Regions from separate parts of the Mus musculus genome. Here region 2 is linked to region 1. A link is a loop called in an ENCODE intact Hi-C map of the cell type or tissue named here. Cell type or tissue: left cerebral cortex. All regions are shown on one strand.

Evidence for each region. Hi-C counts contacts between places; a loop is a spot of excess contacts. Peaks named below come from ENCODE experiments on the same cell type or tissue, not always from the same donor. Only the 100,000 strongest peaks of a DNase experiment are listed, where the experiment ranks them.
Region 2: a loop joins it to region 1, with 6 times the contacts of the local background. A loop is called at or near these places in 6 of 42 quality-filtered maps.

Annotation. Positions count from the first base shown.
Region 1 is chr5:123,506,892-123,509,391 of GRCm38, reverse strand. It overlaps Lrrc43 (leucine rich repeat containing 43), which reads right to left. Exons shown (of 12, transcript NM_001033461.3): 12 at 1,187-1,351. The coding sequence ends at 1,224. B3gnt4 (UDP-GlcNAc:betaGal beta-1,3-N-acetylglucosaminyltransferase 4) reads right to left here and starts at 910. Exons shown (of 2, transcript NM_001382854.1): 1 at 873-910. In left cerebral cortex, a CTCF peak has its summit at 1,183; DNase peaks (open chromatin) are centred at 266 and 1,059; H3K4me3 peaks cover 1,316 bases.
Region 2 is chr5:123,244,353-123,246,852 of GRCm38, reverse strand. It overlaps Psmd9 (proteasome (prosome, macropain) 26S subunit, non-ATPase, 9), which reads right to left. Exons shown (of 6, transcript NM_026000.2): 5 at 571-659. Among named protein-coding and RNA genes, the nearest start is that of Wdr66, 8.2 kb to the left of the region's middle. In left cerebral cortex, a CTCF peak has its summit at 1,179 (motif pointing left); a DNase peak (open chromatin) is centred at 1,166.

The DNA.
Region 1 (2,500 bases):
GACATCCTAGTAGGCATGATAGACCAGATGTTGCTAAGGATGAAGTGATTGAGGAAAGGCCACAAGACCCTGGGATAGCTATGCAAGTGCATGAAGCAAGGGGACAAAAAGTGACAGGCAGAGAGAACATCCACGCTCTGAGCTGAAGTAGGAGCCACGCAGATAAATCTCAAGACGAGGAGCGCATATGGCGCCTAGAATGCTGTTCATCAAGAGGAACCTGGAATGCCCTCCCTGCAAGGCTCAGGAGCAACACCTGAGGGTACAGTTGAGGATTAAATGGGCGCCCATGGTTTTAATGTGATTCTTGTTTGGCTGAAAGACCTGGAGGGGCGAAGGGGACTGAAGCTACAAGAAAGCTCTTAAGCTGCAAGGCTTAGTTAGGGTCACAGCAGCCTCGCGGGGATGGTGTGACCACAGAGTTGTAACTACTCGGGGTTTGCAGGTTTGGTAAGTCCGCTGCCATCCGGCCACTCGATGAGGGGGGCTCTGGTTTGTCCCGTAACCCGGTGTCCCGCACCCCACACCCACCCAAAGTCCCGGAAAAGCCCACTTCCCTACCCCAATCACTGTCCCGCGGGACCGGGTCCTCTCTCCGCGCCCTCGCCCTCGGGGTGTCGGCAGCCTCGGGCTCTGGGGAAAGGGCCCAGGTAGCTCCATCCTTTCAACCCGAATCTAGAGGGCTGCGGTGGTCGGAGCCCACAGCGCGGTGTGTCCGGGCAACCGCCGAGCCCAGACGTGCGACAGAGGGGCGGGCAACAGAAAGCCCTCCAGCAGAGGCACCGGCAGAACGCGGTTCCTTCCCGGCAACGGGATCCAGGCGCCACAGGCCGCGCGACCTCACCACCCCATCCCCGCCCTCAAAGACCTACCTAAGTACCCCTGGGGACCGCGCACCGACACAAAAGCCGGGCAGTATCTCGCCGGGAGCGCGAGGAACCCCCCGCTGGGCGGGTCTTCAGGGGCAGGGTCCCAAAGAGAGGGCGGAGCTCCAAAATGGAGCAACCGCGAGGCTCTTCAGGGAGGAGGGGCGGGGCTTCGCGTTGGGGGCGGAGCCATGGACTCCGCCCCACCTTGCAGTCTATCCAGGACGCACTTGTGGCTCGTTGGCAACTGCAACGCTCTCTTTCCCACGCCCGTTGGGCTGCCAGCGCCGTGCCCCTTCCCCTAGTGGCCACACAAACTCTCAAGCTCCGGCTGCAGAGCAGCCTTTATTCTCCCTGCTAGTCAATCAAGCTAAGGAATGCTTCCTCCACCGAGCGGTACTGGTGCAGCTGGATCTGGACCTCCACCGACAGTGGCTCTGGCTGGTACCCGCTTTCCATGGTTGGAGGCACCGTTTTCGACCTATCTGAGAAGATATAAATGCGAGCAGATGAGTACTAAGGGACAAACGGCCTGCAGGTCTCCCCGACTCGGGACGTACTCCTCCTTCATCCGGGAATTCAAGCCCTGTTCTCCAACCTAGAGGAATTCCGAAAGAGATCCAGCCCTAGTATGTTAATTGCAATCAAGAATACATTGATTCAATAAGCCCCAACTGTGTGAGTTGCGAAAGAAATTAGCTGCTTTCAAGATGACTAACAGATGGAACCTGAGGAGGCCACCTCCTGTAGCCAGGCAGGACCCCCAGTGGAAGCATAAGGACACCAGCCCACCCACAAAACTTTTGACCCCAAATCTGTCCTTTCTAAAAGAAATGGAGGGACAAAGATGGAGCAGAGACTGAAGGAATGGCCAACAACCAGCCAACTTGAGACTCATCCCATGGGCAAGCACCAATCCCTGACACCATCCCCTGAGGAGCTCTACACAGCAGCTGACTGAGCAGATGCAGATACCCACAGCCAGATATTGGACGGAGGTCGACGACTCCTGGGGAAGAGTTGGAAGAAGGATTGAAGCTTCCGCAGAAGGATTGAGGCTTCCGCTGGGGATAGGAACCCCACAGGAAGGCCAACAGCCTCACCTAACCTGGACCCCTGGGAGCTCTGAGTCTGAGCCACCAACCAACGAGCATACAGTGCATCTCAGTCACCATGTAGGTCCCCCCAACAAATGTAGCAGAGGCTCTCCCCTAAAGCTGTAGCCTGACTGTGGTACCAGTCCCCCCACAAGGTTCCCCCTAATCCTGCAGAGATTTGATGTGCGGGGGGGGGGGGGGTAATGCGTTTGGGATGGAAAGAGAGAGAGAGGGAAAGAGAGAAGAAAATTAAAGAAATCGGCTGCTTTTTTTTTGCCGCCAACTTGAGCTGAGTTCAATCCCCAGGACCCCCTTGTCCCTCTGACTTCCACATGCAAGCCACAGCCCACGTGTACACATAAACACACAAAATCATGTAAAAGTTAAGAAAAAGGGAAAAAAGACACTGAGGCTGTAGCTCAATTTCTGGAGGACTTTTTGTAACCCTAGGTTTGAGCCCCAGTGCTCTTTTCTTTTCTTTTCTTTTCTTTTCTTTTCATTGGTGGTGATCTGTTTTTGAGACAGGGTCGCTGAAGG
Region 2 (2,500 bases), 260 kb after region 1:
AGCATCCTCAGCTCTATCTGAGCACACTCTCTATGGGTACCAGCATTCCCAGCTCTATCTGAGCACACTCTCTATGGGTGCCAGCATCCCCAGCTCTATCTGAGCACACTCTCTATGGGTACCAGCATCCCCAGCTCTATCTGAGCACACTCTCTATGGGTACCAGCATCCTCAGCTCTATCTGAGCACACTCTCTATGGGTGCCAGCATCCCCAGCTCTATCTGAGCACACTCTCTATGGGTGCCAGCATCCCCAGCTCTATCTGAGCACACTCTCTATGGGTACCAGCATCCCCAGCTCTATCTGAGCACACTCTCTATGGGTGCCAGCATCCTCAGCTCTATCTGAGCACACTCTCTATGGGTGCCAGCATCCCCAGCTCTATCTGAGCACACTCTCTATGGGTACCAGCATCCTCAGCTCTATCTGAGCACACTCTCTATGGGTACCAGCATCCCCAGCTCTATCTGAGCACACTCTCTATGGGTACCAGCATCCCCAGCTCTATCTGAGCGCACTCTCTGTGGGTGCCAGGGTGTGAGAGCATGGGAAGCAGAGCCCAGCATTACCCCAGCAGTCCTTTTCCTGCCCAGCGGGTTGGAATCAGTCTGAGCTGGTGCTTCTCTCCTCTGCGGATCACCGTCACATTCAGGGGCTTCTGAAAGGCAAAGAAGGTCATTCCAGCCTCTGCTTCCTTCCACTCAAGAGGACTCAGTATGTGGAGATACCATTTTCTGACCATGAAATTGACCACTTTGGGCCCCAGCATTAATGAACCATGAAGAAATTAAAAATGGTGGGAGGGTAAAAGCATGGTAGGAACTATGTCGACTTGAATGAGAACTGTCTCCTTAAGTTCCGGCATCTGACACTTGATTCCTACTTGAGACCCTATGAGGACACAGACCCACATGCTGGACACACCCCCAAACCTGTTCTCTCACTAGCACCATGCAATCTCTGAGACAAACTCTCCCCAGCTTTGGGTGGTACAGCAGCTCCCTGCTGCTCCCCAGGAAAAAAAAGTCATCATTTTCTTTGTAAGGGACTCCGAGGCTGGCCCTGCATGGCCTGGCCCTGGTCACCTCCCTGATTCATGGTTCTGAGCACCAATCAACAATCTGGCTGCTTTGATCCTCCTGCCTCCAAGGCCTGAGAACCAGCTGAAGGGCGCTCTCTAGTGGCCACTCCACAGATCAGTTTCTATACACACCAAGGGTCAGTCCTTACTCCGAGGGTCAGTACTTAGGAACACTCCTTCTACCCCAAACTACACCAGGACCCCACTGCTCTCCTCCAGCTCTCCTGCGAAGGCTTCTCCTGTCAACTCTGGTCAGGATATAAAATTGGTCGTCCGGAACTACTGAACTCATGTCTGCTCTCAAAGCAAGGTCCCTCTCTTTGATTTTTGTTCAATGCTGGACCCCAGCCCTCAGTCCAGAAGTAAGCACACATGGGGAGGGGAGGGCAGGGGAGGGGAGGGCAGGGGAGGGGAGGGGAGGGCAGGGGAGGGCAGGGGAGGGCAGGGGAGGGCAGGGGAGGGCAGGGGAGGGAGTTACAGAGAGAGACAGACACAGTGCTTTGATTTTCACTTTAAACATTTTTGCAATGTGAATTTGTATGTGACATAAATATGCAGTAGGCTTCTTACTGAGACACAATTTATATACAGTAAAGCAGGGCTCAGTGGGTCTCCTGCTCTCAGACCCATCACCACCTCCTAACTGCAGAGGGTCTGTCTGCATCATCCAAAAGACCATCAGCACATGGTCCTCACCCTCACCCTCCCGCCCAGCAACCACCAGCCAATCTCCTTTCTAGCTTTCTAGATCTGCTTTTTAGGACAACTTCGTTGAGGAATTGTATGGCCTCCTGTTTGGTCTCTTTCACTTTATATTATGTTTTCAATACTCATGTTGTAATATGTAATGGAGAATTTACTCCATTCCTGTGGCTAAACTAAATATGCATTGTTTTTATTATAAAGGTGCATGCGAGTGTGCACACACATGTATTTAAAAAAACCAAAAGCTGGGTGTGGTGGCACACGCCTTTAATCCCGGCACTCGGGAGACAGAGGCAGGCAGATTTCTGAGTTCAAGGGCAGCCTGGTCAACAAAGTGAGTTCCAGGACAGCCAGGGCTATAACAAACAAACAAACAAACAAACAAACAATAAATAAATAAAAACCAAAACCCAAAAAACAGTGTGCTGGGCATGGTGGTGCACCCCTTTAATCCCAGCACTCAGTAGGCAGAGGTAATTGGATCTCTGTGAGGCCAGTCTGTCTACATAGTGTGCTCTAGGACAGCCAGGGCAGACAGAAATTGTTGTTGCAAAACAACAACAACAACAACAACAACAACAACACTTTTGTTGACCAAACCCATGACTGGGCACCTGAAAAGGGACCTGCCACTGAACCACACACCCTTAGGGTCAAGACAGTAAATTTTTTTCCCATCAAGATTGCTTGCGCTTTGAGAATATACGCGTTTG